Linked DNA regions of Homo sapiens: region 1 is linked to region 2. Evidence: read pairs that join two places in POLR2A ChIA-PET (ENCODE). Cell type or tissue: IMR-90. All regions are shown on one strand. Links, peaks and the distances in the headings refer to the core of each region. The heading gives the core; the rest is flanking DNA. Region 1 has its middle 77 kb from the start of HLX-AS1. Region 2 overlaps LOC101929750 (a long non-coding RNA gene).

What was found. Peaks named below come from ENCODE experiments on the same cell type or tissue, not always from the same donor. Only the 100,000 strongest peaks of a DNase experiment are listed, where the experiment ranks them.
Region 1: POLR2A ChIA-PET joins it to region 2 with 13 read pairs; 3 of 35 experiments call an interaction of 5 or more read pairs at or near these places.

What each region holds. Positions count from the first base shown.
Region 1 is chr1:220,954,708-220,960,101 of GRCh38, forward strand. No RefSeq gene overlaps it. Among named protein-coding and RNA genes, the nearest start is that of HLX-AS1, 77 kb to the left of the region's middle. In IMR-90, for the core only: no CTCF peak of the experiment used is centred there; a DNase peak (open chromatin) is centred at 2,714; H3K27ac peaks cover 153 bases.
Region 2 is chr1:221,106,896-221,112,289 of GRCh38, forward strand. It overlaps LOC101929750 (a long non-coding RNA gene), which reads left to right. Exons shown (of 7, transcript XR_001738479.2): 7 at 1-968. Among named protein-coding and RNA genes, the nearest start is that of LINC02817, 230 kb to the right of the region's middle. In IMR-90, for the core only: no CTCF peak of the experiment used is centred there; no DNase peak of the experiment used is centred there.

The DNA of each region.
Region 1 (5,394 bases), core at 218-5,217, 150 kb before region 2:
CTTTGAACTGGTGACCAAATCTGTGATGCATTTTATTCCGCAGCTAGAATACACTTATCTAGGAGCTAAGAGGGAAAGAAGAGGTGATAGGGTTTTGCATCATTTTTTTTCTAATAACCATTATTCCTCATGAAGGACTTGCAAAAATTTGCATCACACGCCCACATCTTTAGGCCCTGTTGATTTAGCAATTTTAGTTTCTAAGTGTGAAAAGCTTGCTTTAGAGGACACTGCAAGGACATGGAAGTTCATTTTGTTCTTCTCCTGTCACTGAGGTAAAGAAGGGGTTTCGCTACACTGCCTAAGGTGATTGATCCTCTAGTAGGGTTGCTGGTTTAAAATGAGGTTGAGAAAACATATATGTGCTCATCATCAGCAGGATCCAGCCTGGACCCCTGATTCCTGACTGCCAGCTATGGCCCTTTTTGGTATACCTATGGCCTGTCTTTGGGAGTGGGGTGAGATTAGTTGGCAACTGGTCGAAGAATAGGAGGGGGACGAGAGTGTGGGTTGTGGGAGGTGAATAATATGTAGAGGCCTGGTGGGGAGACGGTGGACCTCTAAATAGAAACACTGCCTCTTTCACATATTTCAGCTGTAGTAATTCATTTTTGGCTTCACATTTTTTCTTTATGTGTCTGTTTTGTGGCAGCTGGGGCCCCTGCAGCCTTTGATGGCTAATAACACAGTCCAGAGGTATGCAGTAAGTAATAGCAGACCGAGAGAGAACCTCCAGTGGGGAGCAGACAAGTACAAGATCACCCTTGACTCCCACCTGCTGAGGGTCCACCTGAGAATTGTAGCAGGCAGTTTCTGTGTTCTTGGGAAGAAGGTCTGTCCTTTCCAGGGGCGTGAATTCCACAGGAAGTTCTGGAAAACAGAGAAAGACTGAAGGAAGGGCAGTTTTGTAGAAATGACTGTTCTATGGGAGGAAGACACTGGGCTGAAGAGAAAAGGGGAGGTAGATGGGAAGCCATGTTCTTAAGAGCCTTGTAGACTAGGCCATGGGGTGAGTGGTGTAACAGTGTTAGGAAGGGTGGCCTGACGGACCCTCCCTGGAATCTCTGGGAGGTTAGGGGTTGATGGTGACGATGTTAGCAATGATATCACCATCACCACTGCCATCTCCATTGCTTATTGAGAATTCATATAGACCAGCTACTGTGATCAATGTTTTTATGTTCATGATCACATTTAATGCTTACATGGTTAAATGAATTGCCTAAAGTCACTAAACAGTGACAAAATCGCAGGTAAGGAAACATCTGGAACTCGAAATCATTTCTGACTGAGTCCACAACCCACATTTTGAACCACTATCATATAGAATTAATGTTTATTCTTTTTCTCTTCTTGATTGACCCTGACTTCCAAACAACAAGGTCTTGCTTTCTATCTGTAAAGCTCAGACCAAGCCCATCTTTCTGTGACCACCACATGTTAGCCTGTGATGTGGGCATTCCTCCCTTCTGGGAGTCCTGTACCAATCATTGTCCGTTTCAGTTATTTGGGGCACTCAGATGCTACATAGTATTACCCTTTAAAAAAAAGATAATGGAAAGGCAGAGTCAGAGAAAAAAGAGAGCAAGGAACCTGGAGTCCCAAGGACTGAATTTGGTTTCCAATTTAGACCCCTACTATTTTTAAAAACTCTGGCCTCCATTTCCACATGTATAAATCAGACATAACAGAAAAACCTACCTCATAGGGTTGCTATGAAATGAATGAGGAGGTTGTAGGGACAACCTTTTAAAACTAAAGAATGAGATACAGACACTGTTTGGTTATATATTGATGTTGGTTAAGCTAAAATGATGTATACCCTAAACCAAGTTTCATCCTCAGTCTTGGTTAGCTCCCACCCCCACTTCATGCCCTTCCATGCTTTCTGGATAACTATATTATAGTATCCCATACTATATTGTAACATGAATTGTGTAAACACAACTCATGTGTCATGTTTTTGCATCTCTGCCACCTAATGGTAATTGTCATGTGAATGAATATTTGTACATAAGAGAAACGTTTTGACTTTCTGAATGGTACAATAGGGCTAGCATAGCAGGGAGGGGGGACTTTCTAAACTTAGAATAGAAGAAAAAAGGGTTTTTTTTTTTTTTTTCTATTCTGGATGCTCTTTTACCAACTTACAGGCCAGGAACTGGAATAAGTCACCTAAGTTCCATTCCTGCTCTAGAATTTTATGAGGCCATGAAGTGTGTTGAGTAGCAAAACAGCTTAAAATATAAGAAATTCAACCCAAGTTATAAAATAGTCCCATTTGTATTTTACCAAAAGCTGGAACTATTTGTCCCTAGTTACTCATGTTTTATGTATTTTAAAAGATAAAACAGGGACAAAAACAAGTAGCAGCATCTGCTCTGCACATTTTTCTCTCTCTGACGTCCTCAGGATATTTTCTTCTCTGTTTTTTTTTTTTTTTTTTTTCAGATTACATACATCTGAGAATTAAAGGATAAATGCTTCATTTACTGCTAAATAGCTTTCTGGCCTGCCTGTGAATAAAGAGAGGTGGAAAAAATGAGAGAACAGGACCCTCAGCTTGTAGCCCTTGTGTTTCTGGTGGGGAACATGCAGAGAGCCAGCAGGCATGGGGACTAAGCTTCTTCCAAGCTAGACTTGTTGCATTCCAGCAACTTAGACACAATCACACCCACAGAAAACCGCCACAGTCCATGACTTGCTGTGTGTGCGTGTGTGTGTTAAAATGGGAGACTCATTCTTGAGCAATCTGAGAAGATGACTCAGGACAATAAGACACTGAACTAAGTGGCAGGACCATTTGGCTCAAAGAAACTAGAAAAGGGATCACTGAACAGGCTTAGAGAAACCAAGAGATTTGAAATGGCAGCTCCTTTTGATGAAACGTCCCACTGGCATGTTCAGGGTGTCATTGATTGGGGTGCTATTCCAGGCCTTTGATTATGTTCAGACCTTATCTGTGGTTTTTTTTTTTTTTTTTTTTTTTTGGTGATAAAGTCAATGTAAAATTTCTTCTGCCCCTGCTAGGTAGGGGTTATCATTGAGGGTCTACCAGGGTGAGTAGGAAAGCAGACAAGACCCTGCTCAGGATTCTGACCTGTGAGACTGTCTTTGGAGTGTGTTTTTGTCTATTTCACTCTGGCACCTCCCAACATGCTTCATGCTTTCCACTCTTAAAGCCTTTGTTTTGCTATTCCCAACTGGAATAATCTTCACAGTATTTCTCTCTATTAAGGCATACTCATTTGTTGGTATGAAACTAAAATACTATTCTTTCTTTGTCAGTTCAGGCTGCTAAAACAAAGTACATAGACTGGGTGGCTGATAAACAACACACATATATTTCTCTTGGTTCTGGAGGCTGGAAAGTCTGAAATCAAGGTGCCAGCATGGTCGTGTGCTGACGAGGATCCTTTTCTAGTTGCAGATGGTAGACTTCTTAGTGTCCTCACTTGGTGGAAAGAGGGTGAGAGAGCTGCTGGGTTTACTTTCACAAGGGCACTGGTCTCATGCTTGAGGGCCCCACCTTCGTGACCTAATTATCTCCCAAAGGATCCACCTCCTAATCACATTTTATTGGGGGTTAAGATTTTGACATATAAATTTTATGGGGACATAAATATTCAGGCCATTGTACACTTCCTCTGGAAGCTTTGCTGGAGCTCTCAGGCTGGAAGCTTTCTCTCCTCTGACCTTGCCCAGTACCTACAATCTCTATGATCCACTTGGCCTCACACATCTATGGCCTGGTGCCATTGGCATTTGTTTGCCAGATTTTCCTCTCCTCTTTGGTTCTAAGCCTTGGAGGGTAGTGTCTTGGGGTACCCTAAGGGTAGTCCTGGAGGGTAGGCATCTTATTCTTAACTCTTGACTGAATCTCACCTCAGTTTTATTCTTTATCATCTATCAGGTAGACTAACAGTAGTTTCTGCTAAAGTTTGAATGTATCCCCAAAGTTCATGTGTTAGAAACTCAATCCTCAATCCAACGGTGGAACTGTTGACTGAGAGGTGGGACTTTTAACAGATCATTAGGTCATAAGTGTTCTGCCCTCGTGAATGCCACTGTCATAGGAATGGGTTCCTGATATTTGTATTCCTGAAATATTGTATTTCTGAAATAGGGCAGGATGAGTTCTGCCCTATTTCCTCTCTTTCTTATGCACTCTTGTGCCCTTCTGCCTTTTGCTGTGGGATGATGCAGCAAGAAGACCTTCATCAGACTCGACCTCTTGATCTTGGACTTTGCAGACTCCAGAATGGTGAGCCAAATAAATTTCTGTTCATTATAAACAACCCAGTCTGTGGCATTGTGTGACAGCAGCACAAAATGGACTAAGACAATTTCCTAACTGGCTGTGTCTACCTCCAGTCTCCATGCCTGATCAATCCATGCACTGCACTGCCCCAAATAATTTTTCTATGATGCAGGTCTGATAATGACTTTCCCTTGTAAAGTACGTCAGTGGATTTTTGTTTAATTTTGGTAAAATTGTGACATATAAATCTCTCCTCAATTTGGCTTCTTCTAGCCTGTCTGGTCCCACTTCAATCCCTTCCTATCATCTAACTTTGCTGAATGACTTACTTTTTTCTGGGACATTCCATAATTTTTCTAATACCTTCGATTCAATCTCCCTGCCTGGAATGTCTTTCCCAGACTTGATTACCAGGAGAACTCCTATGACATATTTGAAGATTTTATTCAAATATTACTTCCTTGGGGAAGTCTTTTTCCTCTTAGCAAAGTTAATAATTGGCTTTGTACAGTATCATTTTATAAAACACATAGTATATGAAGATTACATGACAGGATACACATAAAGAGCTTAATGTAGCATCGGCACAAAGGTTGTCTATAAATACTGGCTATTATTATTTTCTCTTCTTTTTTTTTTTTAAGAATTATACTAGCAGGCGAAGAGAGAAAAGGTACCACTTAAATAAGGGAAGCATACTTTTGAGTGTGGATGAATCCAGAAAAGAAACTTCTGTCTTATTAACACACATATGTCAATATCTAGCAACAGAGAAAATAATCCCATCACAGAATAAAAGGTGGTCAGTTTCCCTTTTGCTATTTTGTCCTCAACTTGAAAGCAGAGGCACTGAGTCCCAGATGTGTTATATAAGGGAGTTCTATGCTTAACCAGAAGCTCATTTTGAAAGTCCAGTCTTAATCAGTTCCACCTGCCTGAAATATCTTCATCTTCTTGGTCTATCTAGTGTCACCCTATCCAGGTGACACTATATGCGCTTTAATAAAATATCTCCCAATTATTCCAGCCTATTGGACTTTTTTTTTGGTAATACTCTTGCTATTTTTTAGGTGTGTGTTGTGGGCCAGGGCTAGGGCAAGGGGCAGGGAGAAAGGGAGAGAAGTTGTTTTCTG
Region 2 (5,394 bases), core at 156-5,155:
CAGCGTGTTACCCAGTCTGGGCCATTGGAGATTTTTTTAAAGGGAAGTTTCTCCTATTTTCTTCAAAATTCTGAGCTGTGAAGAGGACCACTAGAAAGTTCAATCTATTTATGATTTTTTAAAAAACTGTTATTATATATATTTAAGTGTATGTCATGTTTCCACACATATATACATAGTGAAATGATCACTGTAATCAAGCTAATTAGAATATCCCCCATCTCGCATAGTCACCTTTGTGTGTGAAAAGGGTTCAGTGCTTCCCTCTCCACTCTTCATCTCCCCTTTAAAAAAGCAGAGATGAATGGAGAGGGAAAGGTTGAACAATGGTTATGTGGTGGGACTGCTGGGATTCACCTGAGAGTTAAAACCAGCTAGTTCTACCCGTATGTTTTTCACTTAGATAAGCCAACAAATTAATTTCTTTTCCTCTATTCTTCTTGTCTTCTTTCCTGCCTCTTTACCTGTCTCCCTTCCTTCCTCTCTTCCCACTCTCTTTCTTTCCTTATTTAAATTGGTTTGAATTGAGTTTCTGACACTAATGGAGAGTCCTTATTGTGCCTTCACGTTATTTTTATCAAACCAGAAAATGTTAATGACATAAAACAATTACTGTTTGGACAAGGAAAATTGTATTTCTTTCCTTGAAATTTCTACACACATACACATTTGTGCTTGTTAGTGAGGCTAAGCATTTTCCCCCTTATTTGTGAATTATATATTCAATGTTTTGATCCATTTATCAAATAAATTCCTTAGTTTAAAAAATATTTGCAGGTGCGGTTATTATGGAAAGCAGCATGAAGTTTCCTCTAAATATTAAAAATAGAATCACCACATGACTCAGCAATCCCTCCTCTCTATATATTTTTAAAGGAAATGAAATCAGCACTTCATGGAACTATCTCCACTCCCGGCTGGGCGCAGTGGCTCACGCCTGTAATCCCAGCACTTTGGAAGGCCAAGGCAGGTGGATCACGAGGTCAAGAGATGGAGACCATCCTGGCCGACATGGTGAAACCCTGCCTCTACTAAAAATACAAAAATTAGCTGGGCGGGGAGGCACATGCCTGTAATCCCAGCCACTCGGGAGGCTGAGACAGGAGAATCGCTTCAACCTGGGAGGCGGAGGTTGCAGTGGCTGAGATCGCACCACTGCAGTCCAACCTGGTGACAGAGGGAGACTCCATCAAAAAAAAAAAAAAGAAAAAAAGAAATATCTCCACTCTTATAGTCATTGAAGCATAATTAACAATAACCAAGCTATGAAATCAATGTAAGTGCCCATCAATGGATGAGTGGATAAAGAAAATGTTACACACACACACACACACACACACACACACACACAGTGGAATTTCATGTAGCCTTAAAAAAGAAGACGATTTTGTTATTTATAACATGCCTGAATGTGGAGGACATTAGGTTAAGTGAAATAAGCCAGAAAGAAAAATACTGCATGATCTTACTTATATGTGGAATCTAAAAACGTCAAGTACAAAAAAGCAAAAAGTAGAATAGTGGTTGCTGGGATCTGGGGCTGAGATTATGATGGGCAAATGGGAAGAAATTGAGTGCAGAGTTTTGATTAGGATCAATAAGTCTAGAGAGCAAATGTACAGCATGAAGACTATAGTTACTACTGGGTTGTATACTGGAAATTTGCTAAGAAAGTAGGTTGTAGGTCCTCTTACCATACACACATATACAGGTAACTATGCGAGATGATGGATATTCTAATTAGATTGACTGTAGTAATCATTTCACTATGTATGTGTATGAAAACATGACATACACCTTAAATATATATAATAACATTAAAAAAACCCAAAATCTTGAAAAGATTATTAAGCTTTCCAATGCCCAAGAAAAGGAAGAAAAGAAAAAGAAACTGCCACAGCTTATTTTAAAAATAAAAGTGGGCTCTCTTTTTAAAATATTAATTTTATAGTACCTTATCTGGTAACCAAAATATTTTTAAATATTCTGATGCTATTATAGTATAATCATTCTTTAATAATTTTGTAGATTTCACTTTACTGAACAAAGCCCTAAACAAAAACATTGAATATGACAAAAACTTGCATAAGTTTATTTCATACTGAAGACATATATGCTATAGATTTGTAGAAATACTTCCCACTTGGTTACTTGCTTATGTTATGAGTTTTTACCTACAGAAACTTGCTTTTTTTCTTGTAAAATTTAGATTAATTTCTTTGGTATGTTTTCCTACTGCTTTAAAACTTCAGAATTCCTTTTTTCATAGAACTTTTCTATTTTCACTTAGAAACATTCAGAACTTATGTTAGTGTGTGATTTGAGGTGGTTTTTGTGTTGACTTTGTTTCCTACCTTGTTAGCTATTTTTTCTATGCCATTGTGGAATAATTTGTTAATTTTCAGTGGATTCATAATGCCTTTAAAAAATAAGGTTGTGTTCTCAGAGGTGATAAATTTTATTTATTTATGATGCTCCATCTATGTTAAGGCTATTTGTAAGTCTATGTGTATGGTAGGATTTTAGTTCTACACTGCATCTTACACAGGTTAGTAAAATATAGCACATTTATTAATTATTTAGAGTATAGGATTACGTATTGATAAGTACAAGCTATTGAGCCTTCCCATGTCCTAGGCACTTTGCTGAATTTTAATCCTTATCACAACTCAATGGGATAGATACTGTTGTCATCTTTTGTAGACATGGGTTTATTATAGCTATTTTAAAATGAGTTAGCAAATTCAAATTTCAAAAATTCTATTTTTATTTCTAATATGGTAAATATTGATAAATAAAATTTATATAAACAAATATTTTGATGTACTCAGTAACCCATAAGGGTATATAAGAGCCCTGAAATGAAAAAGTTTGAGAACTGCTTATAAGCCCTATATAATTATTAGGTATTAATATCATTATTAATTTTTGAATCTATATTCAAATATAGTTATCATAAAATGAACTTCATATATGTAAGTGTATACTTTGATGTGTTTTGACATATGTATATTATAATGAAGCCATCATCATAATTAAGATAATAAACATATCCATCACTCTCAGAGTTTCCTAATGCCTCTTTGTTATTCATCTCTCTCTCTCCAGGGTCCCCAAATTGAGGTAACCACTGATCTTCTTTCCATCAATATAGAGTAGATGGCACTTTCTAGAATTTGATATAAATGGAATCTACACTCTGTTGTGACTATATTTATTCAACTCAGCATAATTTTGGGAATTATCTATGTTGCTATGTGTATCATGAGTTTGTTCCCTTTTATTGCTGAGTAGTATTTCATTCTATGGATATACCACAATATATTTATCCATTCACCTATTGGTGAACATTTCAGTTATTTCCAGTTTTTGGCTATTATAAATCTGCTATGAACATTTACATATAAGTTTTGTGTGGATATATTTTTTATTTCTCTTGGATAGATATTGAAGAATGGAATGGTTGAGTATTATAAGTGAATGTGTAGTTATTTAAGAAACTGCTAAAATAGTCTCCAAAGTGGTCATAAAATTTTACATGCCCTAAATTACCACCAGTAGTGTATGAAAGTTTCAGTTGCTCTGCATTCTTGCTAATATTTGCTATGGTGAATTTTAAACATTTTAGCTATTTTAGTGAATGTGTAGTGTGATTTTGTGATGTTAATTTGCATTTCCATGTGTTTATTTGCCATCCATATACCTTCTTTGGTGACATATCTGTTCAAATCTTTTCCCCATTTAAAAAAATTTTTTTTTCTGTTTTTAAGTTGTAAGAGTTCTTTACATCTAGACACCAGCCCTTTATTGGACATAGATCTGCAAATCTTATCTTTAGCCTATGGCTTGCTTTATATTTCATTAATAGTGTCCTTTTAAAAAATTATTATTATTTTTTGTAGATACAGGGTCTAGCTTTGTTGCCAAGGCTGGTTTCAAACTCCTGGCTTCAAGTGATCCTCCTACCTTGGCCTCTAAAATTGTTGGATTACAGGCATGAATCATCGTACCTAGCCATTAACAGTGTCTTTTGAAGAACAATAGTTTTTAATTTTTATTAAGTCCAACATTATAGATATCATAAATTAAAAAGAATAGATACCTATGATTATAAATGGTGTCTTTCGTGCCCTATTTAAAAACTGTTTACCAAATCCAAGATCACTGAGGTAGTCTCACTTGTTTTCTTTTAGGATTTTTATAGCTTGAAGTTTTACCTATAAGTCTTTGACAATTTGGGGTTAATTTTTATATATTGGGTAATGACTGACATTTCTATATATTCTTGACTCTCTATTTGATCTGTTTGTTTATCTTGATGCCAATGCCACACTGTTTTGATTACTGTAGATCTATAGTAAGCCTTGAAATAAGATAGTGTAATGTTCTGTCTTTATTCTTTTTGTTTCAAAGCTTTTTGGTTATGCTAGTGCCTTTGAATTTCCATAACAATTTTAGAATCCACTTGTCAATTTGCACAAAATAGCCTGTTGGAATTTTGATTGTGAGTGCATTGTATATAGTAGAGATAATCTATATCATAGATATTATCTTATTTGTCAGAATATGCCAGCAAACATTCTCTTATTAGCCTTTTAATATCTGTAGGATCTGTAGTGATATCCCCTCTCTGATTCTTGATGTTGGTAGTTTACATTTTCTCACTTTCCCCCCTAGATCTTTATAAAATTTGTGGATATTCTCAAAGTTCTAGCTTTCAGTTTAATTGATTTTCTACATTATTTTTCTGTTTTCTGTTTCATTGGTTTATGTTCTTATTTTTATTTTCTTTCTTCTTCTATTCTGTATTTATTATTTTTTCTTGTTCCTTAAAGTGAAAGTTAGAGTAACTGATTTGAGACTTCTTTTCTAACAAAAGTATTTAAAATTATACATCTCCCTTTGAAAGTACCACTTTAGTAGTATCCCACACATTTTGGTATATCCTGTTTTCCTTTTTATTCCATTCAAAATACTTTCTAATTTTTCATTGATTTGTCCTTTTGATGCATTAGTTATTTAGAAATGTCTTATTACATTTCCAAATATCAGAAAATTTTGTAAAGATTTTTATGTTACTGATTTCTAATTTAATTCCATTGTGGCCAAATGACATATTTTATATAACTTGAATCTTTTTAAATTTATGGTGACTTTTCTTATGGATTAGAACAGATTTATCTTGGTAAATGTTCTTGGTGCACTTGGAAAGAAATTGCATTTTGCTGTTGTTGGGTAAAGTGTTCTATAAATGTTAATTAGGTAAAGTTGTTTGAAAAGTTGTCCATTTCCATATTCTAGTAACTTTTTGTCTATTCATTCTATCACTTATTGAAAGAGATGTTGAAATATATGAAATATATGTAGATTTATCTATTTCTCCTTTTACTACTC